2 separate regions of the Homo sapiens genome follow, and region 2 is linked to region 1. Evidence: chromatin contacts called from ENCODE Hi-C or POLR2A ChIA-PET data. All regions are on one chromosome and are shown on one strand. The core of a region is the stretch at or near the end of the contact, and the rest is flanking DNA. Distances in the headings are between cores, read along the strand shown. Region 1 holds the start of TLE6 (TLE family member 6, subcortical maternal complex member). Region 2 holds the start of MFSD12 (major facilitator superfamily domain containing 12).

Region 1 (6,545 bases), core at 2,465-4,964:
CTTGAACCCAGGAGGCAAAGGTTGCAGTGAGCCAAGATCGTGCCACTGCACTCCAGCCTGGGCGACAGAGCAAGACTCTGTCACAAAAAAATAATAATAATAGCCAGGCGTGGTGGCTCACACCTGTAATCCCAGCACTTTGGGAGACCAAGGCAGGTGGATCACAAGATCAGGAGTTTGAGACCGATCCGGCCAATATGGTGAAACTCCATCTCTATTAAAAATACAAAAATTAGGCGGGTGTGGTGGCGGGCGCCTGTAGTCCCAGCTACTTGGGAGGCTGAGGCAGGAGAATCGCTTGAACCTGGGAGGTGGAGGATGCAGTGAGACAAGATCGCGCCACTGCACTCCAGCCTGAGGGACAGAGAGAGACTCTGTCTCAAAAAAATAAGTAATAAAAATTAAAAAATAATAATTATGGGACAGTGGAGGGTTCGTGGGTGGGAAGCTTTTCTGCAGGTCTTTCATGACGGCCCCTCCCTTTGTTCTCCATGGACCAGCTGCAAAACCCAAGTCACGTGTGCACATCACCACCTCTGGGGGCTACTTGTCCCAGCATTGAAACCCTCAGTTCCCCGCAGCGAGAGAGCACAGAACAGAAAACAGGGAAGAGTTTCTCTGGCTGGGTTTGGATCTGAAGTCAGCAGACCTATCGGGCATTTGTGTCACATGGGGAGGTCAGAGGATGGGAGGCGTCTCTGTAGGAGAATCCTGACAGCATTCTCTGCATTTAGAACATGCAGGGCTTAGAGCTATCGTGGGAGGCTCCCGCCACAGGAGCCACTGAGATTACAAGATTAGCTGCAATCCAAACCACATTCGGAAAAAAATAAAATAAGAAAGGGAGATACAGGCCCGGTGGCGGCACAGTGGCTCATGCCTGTAATCCATAGTACTTTGGGAGGTGGAGGTGGGAGGATCACTTGGGGTCAGGAGTTCAAGACCAGCCGGGGCAATGTACTGAGACTCCCCTCCCCCTCGCCCTGTGTTTAAAAAAAAAAAGAGGAAATAAAGGGAAATATAGGGAAGGGAAGGGAGGGTTGGGAGGTCTCTTCAATGAGATCCTTCCTTCCTTCCTTCCTTCCCTCCCTCCCTCCCTTCTTTTTTTTTTTTTGAGATGGAGTTTCACTCTTGTTGCCCAGGCTAGAGTGCAATGGCACGATCCTGGCTGACTGCAACCTCCACCTCCCGGGTTCAAGCGATTCTCCTGCATCAGCCTCCCAAGTAGCTGGGATTACAGGCGTCTGCCACCACACTCAGCTGACCTTTGTATTTTTAGTAGAGATGGGGTTTTGCCATGTTGGCCAGGCTGGTCATGAACTCTTTTCTTCTTTTGAGGCAGAGTACTCTGTCGCCCAGGGTGGAGTGCAATGGCGACATCTTGGCTCATTGCAACCTCTGCCTCCCAGGTTCAAGTAGCTGGGATTACAGATGTGCATCACCGTGCCCGGCTGATTTTTGTATTTTTAGTAGAGGTAGGGTTTCAGCATGTTGGCCAGGCTGGTCTGGAACTCCTGACCTCAAGTGATCTCCTGCTTCGGCCTCTCAAAGTGCTGGAATTACAGGCGTGAGCCACCACGCCTGGCCTGATGTGGTGATTTTTTTTTTTTTTTTCTGAGACAGAGTCTTGCTGTGTCACCCTGGCTGAAGTGCAGTGGCACAATCTCGACTCACTGCAACCTCCGCCTCCCAGGTTCAAGTGATTCTTCTGCCTAAGCCTCCAGAGTAGCTGGGACTACAGGTGCCTATCACCATGCCTGGCTAATTTTTGTATTTTAGTAGAGCTGGGGTTTTCTTTTTTTTTTTTTTTTTTTGAGACAGAGTCTTGTTCTGTCGCCCAGTCTGGAGTGCAGTGGCGCAATCTTGGCTCACTGCAAGCTCCGCCTCCCGGGTTCACGCCATTCTCCCGCCTCAGCCTCCTCAGTAGCTGGGATTACAGGCACCCACCGCCACGCCCGGCTAATTTTTTTGTATTTTTTATTAGAGATGGGGTTTCACCGTGTTAGCCAGGATGGTCTCGATCTCCTGACCTCGTGATCCACCCGCCTCGGCCTCCCAAAGTTCTGGGATTACAGGTGTGACCCGGCCAAGCTGGGGTTTCACCATGTTGGCCAGGCTGGTCTCGAACCCCTGACCTCAGATGATCCACCCACCTCTGCCTCCCAAAGTGCTGGGATTACAGGCGTGCACCACAGCACCTGGCCCAACGTGGTGATTTCTAAGTAGGGAGCTGAGGGAGTAAGGAGCCAGCCGGTGGCTGTCTGAGAGAGACTGTCCCTGGCAGAGTGAACTGCTAATGCCAGTACCAGGTCCTGGGCCAAACAGAAAGAAACGGGCTCTCACTCCAGAACTGCAGCTTGACCACTATATATATAATATATATACTTTATATATATTATAGCTATATATTTTTTTGAGATGGAGTCTTGCTCTGTTGCTCAGACTGGAGTGCAGTGGCACGATCATAGCTCACTCCAGACTCAACCTCCTGGGCTTACGCCATCCTCCTGCCTCAGCCTCCCCAGTAGCTGAGACTACAGGTGCATGACCACCACACTTGGCTAATTTTTAAATTTTTTGTAGAGACGCGGTGTCACTGTGTTGCCCAGGCTGGTCTCCAACTCCTGGCCTCAAGCAATCCTCCCACCTCAGCCTTCCAAAATGCTGGGATCACAGGTGTGAGCCATGGTGACTTGGCTTCATATTTTGAATAGGCCAAAACAAAACTCCGAAATCCCCTTACTCCTATCCCCACGACCCCACACAGCAGGTTTCTCTCGCTCTGCAGCAACCCACTTACCTCTCGGAAATCATCCCAGGCCTGTTCGGAGTGCACGCAGCCCCGTTAGCCTCCCTGGCTGCTCCTGTAACCAGCCCAGCTCTGCCTGAGAGGTTCCGCTATTCCCTCCGTCTGGAATACCCACCACTCTCTCCCACCCCGCGCTTGCATCCGGCAATACTGTATCAGCCTCAGGGCCTCTGCTGTCCCGCTTTCTGCTCTCAGAGCCTTTGTCACTGGGCTGGAAGAGCAGTTGGGAAAATTCGGTGATAAATGCATAGCCCGGGGCTGGGACCATCAAGGGGACCCAGTAAGTTGGCTCCAGAAAGAGGACTTGAAGCTTCGTTTGCATTGCACGTTATTTAATATTGAGGAAAATGTAATTAGCCCGTATCTAAGAATTGGGGTGACAGCGCTAAAGATTGAACCCACCCACCTCCCACTCCTCACCTCCAGCCATAAGCCACTTCCGGACAAGGCTAAAAATGCGTAAAACAATGCAACTACTCGCCACCTATCCCTGCCCAAGTTCCAGCCTCTGAGCCTCAAGCCCCACGCCCTCCTAAATATCCCCGCCCCCGCTGGGACCCCAAATTGCCTATAGCTCTGCAAGTCCGCCCTTCCCGGCAGCGGGACCGAAAGGGTAAAGCAGAGGCTCCCGGCTCGCTGAGTGACAGCATGGCCGGCGGCCGGGGAGAGCCGACCAATCAGGGAGGGCGTACGCGACCCACGTGCGTAAACGGCCTCGCTATTGGCCGGCGCCGCCAGAGGCCTGCCCCCCCCGGAGCCCGAACCCACGTGCAGCTACTGCGCCTTCATTGATCTGCTTCGCGGTCCAGGTGGCGGCTGGGTGGGGCCTGGGCGGGACGGGGCGGGGACAAGGCGGGACGAGGCGGGGCCCGATGGGTCAAATGGCCCCCGGTGGGGGAAGGAGGAGTTTCCTCTTGGCCTGAACTTGGCTGACCTCCGCAGCTTCCGCCCGGTGAGGGACGTGAGTTGCCAGGCGTGTTCTAGGGGGCTGGGGGGACTCCAGGATTCCCGGCCGGGGAAGGGGCTGCAGGGGCGTGGAGGGGCAGGACTGAGGCAAGGAAGAAGCTGGGTGCTGCAGCAGGGATGGAGGTGGAGAGAGGTCGTTTCTTCTGTCTGATGAATTCCGCCTAATGCACCTGGCTAACTCCTAGTCATCCTTCAAAACCCCTTTCTAGTGATCTCCCTGCGCTTTAGGAAATTGTCTCAAAACTAAGGTTGAGCTTTGGCGACCTTCCCTGGGCTCCCCCGTCCCTGACTGCCCCCAGCAGGGAGTGTATGTGCACTATCCACCCCAGCCTCCTAGGGTGAGGCCTGGGAGGCAAGGCTCAGTTCTTTCTGGGTCCCCGCCCCCATGAATCTGGGCAGCTGGAGGCATTGATAAGTGAGGACAGGACCTAGGGAACGCATGGGAGAACCGCAGGATTGGGTCCCTGGAGACTTACCAAACTGGGAGGTGCGGGTGGGGTAACGGGTGCCTTGCTTCCCTGGCACTGCCTTATTTTCTGTCCCTCAAGACCTGCCGTCTCCTTGTTGTTTTAGACTCTGGCTAAAGTCTTGGAGGCTACTGCCTTGAAGATGACCTCTAGGGACCAGCCCAGACCCAAGGGCCCCCCGAAAAGCACTTCGGTGAGGAGGGCATGTGGTGGGATCAGCCCTCAAGGGAAACCCGGGCCCAATGTGGTTCTGCCCCTTTTCCACCTGTGACCTGGGCTGGCCCCGCCCAGGCCTCGCAGCTGAAGACAATACTGGTCGCTGCTACACTCAAGACAGGTGCCAAGGAGCCGTGTTTTTTAAAAAAAATTAAGTGTAGGCTGGACACTGTGGCTCACAACTGTAATCTCAACATTTTTGGAGGCCGAGGCAGGAGGACCACTTGAGCCCAGGAGTTTGAAACCAGCCTGGACAACGTAGTGAGACCCTGTCTCTGTAAAAAATAAAACTAGAAGAATCAGCTGGGCCTAGTGACGTGGGCCTGTAGTTGCAGCTACTTGGGAGGCTGAGGCAGAGGGTTGGCTTGAGCCCAAGGAGTTTGAGGCTGCAGTGAACTATGATGGTGCCACTGCACTCCATCCTTGGTGACAGTGAGATCCCATCTAAAAAAAAATGTAGCATCTAATCACATATGTGATAAAAACACAGGAACACATCATGTATTTGGTTGATGTTTTACAAGCAATCCCCGCTCCCTGCACTTTGCGTCCCAGAGATGACCATTTGTAAATTTAGGCTCTCAGGGCTGAGCAGACGTTTTTTTTTGTAAAGGAGTCAGATGAGGGATATTTTGTTTTGAGACTTTATGATTTTATTATGTTTGAGACGGAGTCTCACACTCACCTCGGCTGGAATGCAATGGCGCAATCTCAGCTCACTGCAACCTCTGCCTCCCGGGTTCAAGTGATTCTCCTGCCTCGCCTCCCGAGTAGCTGGGACTACAAGCACCTGCCACCATGACCACCAAATTTTTCTTGTATTTTTAGTAGAGACTGGGTTTCACCATGTTGGCCAGGCTGGTCTCGAGCTCCTGACCTCGTGATCTGCCTGCCTCAGCCTCCCAAAGTGCTGGGGTTATAGGTGTGAGCCACCACACTTGGCCAAGAGACTTTATTTTATTGAGTCTTGCTCTTGTTGCCCAGGCTGGAGTGCAGTGGCGCGATCTCGGCTCACTGCAACCTCCACCTCCCAGGTTCAAGTGATTCTCCTGCCTCAGCCTCCCGAGTAGCTGGGATTACAGGTGCGCGCCACCACGCCCGGCTAATTTTTGTATTTTCAGTAGAGACGGGGTTTTGCTGAGTTGCCCAGGGTTGTCTCAAACTCCTGACCTCAGGTGTTCTGCTCACCTCGGCCTCCCAAAGTGCTGGGATTACAGGCATGAGCCACCTTGCCCGGACTTTTATTTTTAAAAATATTTTGTGCTTCTATTTTCATCACAAGAATGTGGTGAACATTTTAGACTTTAGGCCAAAGTGCAAAATGGAAGATGCTCTTTACTGAAATAAGAGAGGCCGGGCGCGGTGGTTCATGCCTGTCATTCCAGCACTTTAGGAGGCCGAGGCGGGTAGATCATGAGGTCAGGAGGTTGAGACCAGCCTGGCCAAGATGGTGAAACCCCATCTCTACTAAAAATACAAAAATAAGCCAGGTGTGTTGCCGGGGGCGGGCGGGGGAGGGGGGCGCGGGCGCATGTAATCCCAGCTACTCGGGAGGCTGAGGCAGGAGAATCGCTTGAACCCGGGAGGCAGAGTTTGCAGTGAGCTGAGATTGTGCCACTGCACTCCAGCCTGGGCGACAGAGCAAGACTCGGTTTCCAAAAAAAAAAAAAAAAGCAAAAACCACAATTACTTTTGCACCAACCTAATGCCTATGCCATGTTGAGGTGGAGACCGGGGGTCTTGGGTGTTGGAGCATTGTAAGTTTTATGTAACCTTGCTTTGACCTTTCCAGCCTTGTCCTGGGATCTCGAACTCTGAGAGCTCTCCGACGCTGAATTATCAGGGCATTCTAAATCGGCTCAAGCAGTTCCCCAGGTGAGAGCAATTCCAGGGGCCGGAGGTCTCACGCTGGGAAGGAGCCCCACCTGGCCTCTCTCCCGGGGGTCCTAGTGAGTGGTCTAGAGGCTGCTGGCCCAAGAGCCAGGCTCAGGAACAGGAAGCCATGCAGATACCCAGCATGGAGAACCCGGCAATACCCATCCCAGCTTTTGATTAAACAAAATTACCAACAAATATTAAAATTTTGA
Region 2 (6,545 bases), core at 2,734-5,233, 580 kb after region 1:
CTAAAAATGCAAAAAAAATTAGCCGGGCGTGGCGGCGGGCGCCTGTAGTCCCAGCTACTCGAGAGGCTGAGGCAGGAGAATGGTGTGAATCCGGGAGGCAGAGCTTGCAGTGAGACTCCATCTCTCAAAAAAAAAAAAAAAAAAAAAAAAACAATGAAAAGAAATGAAACAGAGAAAGAAAGGAAAAGAAAAGAAGAGGCTGGGTGCGGTGGCTCATGCTTGTAATCCCAGCACTTTGGGAGGCTGCAGCGGATGGATCACCTGAGGTCAGGAGTTCGAGACCAGCCTGACCAACATGGTGAAACCCTGTCTCTACTAAAAATACAAAAATTAGCCGGGCATGGTGGCACGAGCCTGTAGTCCCAGCTACTCGGGAGGCTGAGGCAGGAGAATCACTTAAACCCAGGAGGTTGAGGTTGCAGTGAGCTGAGATCACGCCACTGCCTTCCAGCCCGGGTGACAAAGCAAGACTCCGTCTCAAAAATAAAAAATAAAAATAAATAAAAAATTAAAAAAAGAAGAGAAAGAAGGGTAGTGAAAGTTCCTGCCCATGGCCAGGCGTGGTTGCTCACACCTGTAATCCCAGCACTGTGGGGGGCTGAGACAGGCAGATCACTTGAGGTCAGCGGTTCAAGCCCAGCCTGGACAATATGGTGAAACCTTGCCTCTACTAAAAATTTAAAAATTAGCCGGCTTTGGTGGCACGTGCCTGTAATCCCAGCTACTCAGGAGGCTGACGCACGAGAATCCTTTGAACTCAGGAGGCGAAGGTTGCAGTGAGCCGAGATCCCGCTACTGCACTCCAGCCTGAGCGACAGAGTGAGACTCTGTCTCAACAACAACAAAACAAAAAAAAAAAAAAAAGAAAGAAAGTTCCTGCCTCACAGGCTGCTGTGAGGATAGAGTTCATGTGTGGCACCAGCAAAAGCTCCGTCTATTCTGAACCACTTCCTGCTTCCGCAGCTTCAAAGTGAGGACTGTTCCTACCTTTTCCACAGCTGTTTCTGCTACTTGGAATGCGCCCCTCCACACACTGCTACCCATCCGTCAAAACCTCAAAGTTAATGTCCTTCCTTCTGAAGCCCATTTGTGCCATCTGCCCACTCACAGGAGTGTTTGTGTCTGATTCTGAGGGTCGTCTCGGGATTGTGGGGGAGCTCCCCAGGACTTGTTAAAGGGCAAAGTGAGTCCTTAGCCACCAGCCCCAGACTTGGGGGTGAAATACAGAAGTGGGTGCCATTGCCAGGGTAACCTTCACTCAAGTCACCTGCTCAGGCATCAAGAGCGGCTGCCTGGGCTTCTGCTCCCAACAGACCCTCCTGACCCTCCAGGCCCACCCAGGTGGCCCCCACCTCTCAGCTCCCAGGGCAGGTGCCCTCCCCGAGGCGGGGAAGAGGGGTGACGGTGGACGCCTTGGTGTCCGGTTGGACCACCTGGTTCCCTGAGGTCTGCTTTGGAAAAACATAAAGCCTTCGGTTGCTGTTTCTGTTTGTTTTCTTGTTTTGGTTTGTTGTTGTTGTTTTTTGTTTTTTTAGACAGACTCTCGCTGTGTCTGGAGTGCAGTGGCGCGATCTTGGCTGACTACAGCCTCTGCCTCCCGGGTTCAAACGATTCTCCCACCTCAGCCTCCCAAGTAGCTGGGATTACAGGCGTGCGCCACCACGCTCGGCTAATTTTTGTACTTTAGTAGAGACGGGGTTTTGCCATGTTGGCCAGGTTGGTCTCAAACTCCTGACCTCAGGTGAGGAGGCCTCCCAAAGTGCTGGGATGACAGGGGTGAGCCACCGTGCCCGGCCCGCCCAGAAATTATCTTACGCGACTGTCAAAGAGCTTATCCAACTATTATGATCAAAGAGGCATTTGGGGCCCTGGGCTCCGCTCAGCAACCAATCCCAACGTAACCACAAAGGAAGGGACAGCCGGTCCCCTCCCTGTCTGCCGCCGCCTCAGGTACCCCAGGAATAGCCTGGACATAGGAAACATGAAACTCCAGTCCCCAAGCTGTGCCTGCTGCGGAGCCTGCCACCCTCAGACCACTGGAGATCCACTGCCTCTTGCAAAAAATGTCATCACCCAGATCCTGGGTCCAACCACCCATCCCAGTCATTGTTCCCAAGGGTGAGGAGGCACCCGCCTGCCCCTCCTGCCACCTGGAATTCCAAGAACTGAGCAGGATTCCTGGCCCTGCCTGCTGAAATGCCACATGTGTCCCAAATGCCAGGACGCAGCCGGCACTTCTGTGAGGGCAAGAAGAGCAGGGAAGGAGGCCGGCTAATCTTCAGGCCCAGGGTCCGGGAGGGGAGAGGAGGGCCGCTGGGAGGCAGCCCTGCAGTCTTATCGATGGGCACTGGGGCAGGGTGACCCAGCCCATGACGCCAGCCTCCTGCCCTCCCAACAGCCCTCTCTAATCAGGGCAGCTCCCCCAGACCTAGGGGGTCCCTGACCCTGGCCAGACAGATAGAGGCAATGCAAGAACAGGGCAGAGACCCCTGACCCTCCAGTCCCACCCAGGCGGCTCCCAACTCTCAACTCCCGGAGCAGCACCCTCAAACTGCTGACGCACCAGGTTGCCCTGGCAGAACACACAGAGAGAGAGGAGGCTCTAGGGGGCCTGACTGTCCCTCAGCCATAGCTGTCCCAGTTGGTCACCCTAATAGACGAGCTCAGGCTAGACAGACTGACAAAGGAGGCGCTGAGCAGTCACCACCAACCCTCCAGAGGGTTCAGGGTGGCCCGGGGGCTCAGACAAACAAAGGCATTCCCACTAGAAAGTCATGTAGTCAGATGGTGAGGGCCCCGCAGGTCAGACAGCAGCTCTGAGGCAGACAGGGGAGGCTGGACCAAGGGACAGACAGAGGGGATACGGGGCAGTTAAACAGACAGATGGGGGAGGCTCATGGCTCAGGCAGATAGAGAAGCCCTGCACAGTTGGACAGATGGGGGAGGCACTGCACAGTCAGACAGATGGGGGAGGCACAGCACAGTCAGACGGGGGAGGCTCAGGCCATGGGGCAGAAAGACGGGGGATGCTGGATGGTGGGACAGGCAGGGGAGGCTCAGGAGTGACACCACAGAGGGGCCACTGGGTAGTCAGACAGACGGGGGAGGCTCAGGCCACGGAACAGCCAGAGGGGTGAAAACTCAGCTCATGGGGCAGACAAACAGGGGAGACTTAGGTCCCAGGCAGGCAGAGAGAGGGGGCTGGGTGGTGGGACTGATGGAGGAAGCTCAGGCCATGGGCACAGACAGACAGACAGGGGAGGTTCGGGCCAGGGGACAGACAGAGGGGTGAAAACTCAGCTCATAGGGCAGACAGATACATAGGGGAGGTTAAGGCCGTGGACAGACAGTGCAGGGAAGCTCGGGCCACGGGACAGACAGACCGAGGGGAGACTCCGATCCTGAGGCAGGCAGACGGCGGGTGGTGAGTCAGAGGGAGGAGGCGCCCGGGTCGCGGAGTCTCGGAGGGGCTGCCCGACAGGTGGCGGGGCCGGGACGCTTACCGACCAGGTGCCAGGCCTTGCGCGGGCCGTAGCGGGCGCAGCAGCTGGCGGCGCGGTCGGCCTCGTAGCCCACGAGCGGTGTGCACAGCCCGTCGGCCACCTGGCCCAGCAGCAGCAGCAGCCCCGCGCCGCGGGAGCTGTAGGCGCGCACCGAGTGCAGGTAGAGCAGCAGGTAGGTGAACCACATGGACGCGCACAGGTCGTTGAGGAAGTGGCCCACGGCGTAGCTCAGCCGCGCCACCAGGGACAGCGGCCGCGGGGACGGCGCCGCTCCGGCCGCTGGGGGTCCCGGGCCCATCGCGGCGCCGGGCCCGCGCCCCCCACCCCCGGGCTCCGCGGAGGGTACCCTGGCCAGGCCTTCTTGGGTGCCGTGGGGGCAGGCGCCGGGGACCCCCACCACGCGCCGGGCACCCCGCGTCCCGCTCTCTTACGGCCGCGCCCTCACCCACGTCCGCCGCGTCCGCCCCACGCTCGACTCTGCAGCCGCCGGGCCCCAGAGCCGGGCGACTGCGCCGGGCGGGGCAGGGCGGGGAGGTTCCGGTGCCTGAGCCAATCGGAGCCGCGCCCCGGGGAACCGCAGCCAATCGCCAAGGAGAGAGGAGAGGGGCGTGGCCGCAGGGCTCGTTCCGCCTCTACGACGGGCGCCCACGCGGTCCTAGCGCCCGCCGGGTATGAGGGCGAACCCCGAGCGCGCCGCAGGAGTGGCCGGCACCCCCATAGACTGGGGAAGGAAATGGACCAGAGGGCACCGCCGGCTCCCACCCAGACCCGGCCTCCAGGCCCGCACCACCCCAGTCCACCCGGAGCTGGACAGCCCACTGCGGGCCGGGGTGGAGCGAGTGGGACGGGCTCTGGATTTGGGGTTGGGGGGAGGTCTGAGCCCGAGCTGGCCTCGGGGTCCGCTGACTCCCCGGCCTAGAGAGACGCGATCGGGCGCGGAGAGGACGCAACAACACTAATTAATTGGTTACTAACGGTAATGATGGGGGTAATCAACATAATAGTACCAGCTGGCCTTTAACGAGCGTTGCCTGCAAAGAGCCCCACGTGGTGACGCAAATTTCACTCTCATTTTACAGGCGAGGAACAGAGTTGCCCGAGGCTCGCAGTGAGTCAGGCGTCTGTGACTCCCAGGCCTGTGCGCGCGACCCTCCCCGTCCAACCAACGTCCTCCCACAAACGGGTCACCGGACTGAGGGTTTCAAGTTCCTCCAGGGGGTGTGTGCGGTTCCCCCTAACTCAGGCCCTACTCCTTCCAGCAGCATTTTCTCTTCTTTCCTCTTTTTATTTATTTCAGAAACAGGGTCTTGAGACGGGCGCGGTGACTCACGCCTGTAATCCCAGCACTTTGGGAGGCCGAGGCGGGCGGATCACCTGAGGTCAGGAGTTTGAGACCAGCCTGGCCAACAAGGTGAAACCCGTCTCTATTAAAAATACAAAAATTAGCCGAGCGTGGTGACAGGTGCCTGTAATCCCAGCTACTTTGGAGGCTGAGGCAGGAGAATCGCTTGACCCAGGAGGCAGAGGTTGCAGTGAGCCAAGACCGCGCCATTGCACTCCAGCCTGGATAACAAGAGTGAAACGCCGCCTCAAAAAAGAAAGAAAGAAAGAAAGAAACGGTCTTGCTCTGTGGCCCAGGCTGCAGTGCATTGGTGCAATCATGGCTCACTACAGCCTCAATCTTCAGGGCTCAAGTAATCCTCCTGTCTCAGCCTCCCAGGTAGCTGGGACTACAGGCACGCATCACCACATGTGGCTAACTTTTGTATTTTTAATTTTGGAGAGACAGGGTCTCACTATGATGCTTAGGTTGACCTCAAACTCCTGGTCTCAAGCAAGCCTCCCACCCTGGCCTCCAGAAGCTCTGGGATTACAAACATGAGCCTCTGCATCGGGCGGGTCTCCAGCAGTTTTCTTTCTTTCTTTCTCTCTCTCTCTCTCTTTTTGAGATGGAGTCTCCGTCTGTCACCCAGGCTGGAGTGCTGTGTTGCAATCTCAGCTCACTGCAGCCTCTGCCTCCCGAGTTCCAGCGATTCTCCTGCCTCAGCCTCCCGAGTAGCTGGGACTACGAGCACCCACCACCACGCCCAGCTAATTTTTGTATTTTTAGTAGAGACGGGGTTTCCCCATATTGGCCAGGCTGGTCTCAAACTCCTGAACTGAAGTGACCCACCCGCCTTGGCCTCCCAAAGTGTTGGGATTACAGTCACGAGCCACCGCGCCCGGCCTACAGCAGTATATTTGGCCTTGCAGTCTGCAGTGAGGTATGATTGCACCACTGCACTCCAACCTGGGCAACAGCAAGACCCCAGCTCTAAAACAAAACAAAACAAAACAAAAGGTCCTTGCAGTATGGAAGGAGAATCGTTGGATCCAGACTTGGTTCCACTGATTCTCTGCTGCTCCACTTGGGACAAGTCTTTTTTTTTTTGAGACGGAGTCTGGCTCTGTCGCCCAGGCTGGAGTGCGGTGGCACGATCTCAGAACACTGCAACCTCCGCCTCCTGGGTTCAAGAGATTCTCCTTCCTCAGCCTGCTGAGTAGCTGGGATTACAGGTGCCCGCCAACACGCCCGGCTAATTTTTGTAATTTTATTTTTATTTTATTTTTTTTTTTTTTTGAGACGGAGTCTGGCTCTCTCGCCCAGGCTGGAGTGCCCTGGCGCGATCTCAACTCACTGCAAGCTCCACCTCCCGGGTTCACGCCATTCTCCTGCCTCAGCCTCCGGAGCAGTTGGGACTACAGGCGCCCGCCATCGTGCCCGGCTAATTTTTTGTATTCTTAGTAGAGACGGGGGTTTCACCGTGTGAGCCAGGATGGTCTCGATCTCCTGACCTTGTGATCTGCCCGCCTCGGCCTCCCAAAGTGCCGGGATTACAGGCGTGAGCCACTGCGCCCAGCCTGGGACAAGTCTTTTAACCTCTTGGAGCTTGGGTCTCCCCTGATCTAGAACGGGTACAGGAGTTATATAATTGGCCTGCCATGGTGGCTCATGCCTGTAATCCCAGCACTTTGGGAGGCCGAGGTGAGAGGATTGTTTGA

The links. Hi-C counts contacts between places; a loop is a spot of excess contacts on that map. ChIA-PET counts read pairs that join two places held with the same protein, here RNA polymerase II (POLR2A). Pooled maps may share reads with other maps.
Region 2: a pooled map shows a loop between it and region 1 (7-fold over the local background). The contact joins the promoter of MFSD12 here to the promoter of TLE6 in region 1. A Hi-C loop is called at or near these places in 1 of 37 single-sample maps with no recorded cell type and 4 of 50 pooled maps. POLR2A ChIA-PET finds 5 or more read pairs at or near these places in 1 of 52 experiments (WTC11).

Annotation. Positions count from the first base shown.
Region 1 is chr19:2,973,850-2,980,394 of GRCh38, forward strand. It overlaps TLE6 (TLE family member 6, subcortical maternal complex member), which reads left to right and starts at 3,715. Exons shown (of 17, transcript NM_001143986.2): 1 at 3,715-3,761; 2 at 4,349-4,435; 3 at 6,251-6,333. The coding sequence starts at 4,385. RefSeq lists a silencer at 3,437-3,746.
Region 2 is chr19:3,553,603-3,560,147 of GRCh38, forward strand. It overlaps MFSD12 (major facilitator superfamily domain containing 12), which reads right to left and starts at 3,984. Exons shown (of 10, transcript NM_174983.5): 1 at 3,504-3,984. The coding sequence starts at 3,801. RefSeq lists silencers at 3,410-3,579, 3,760-3,829, 3,870-4,419 and an enhancer at 4,529-4,823.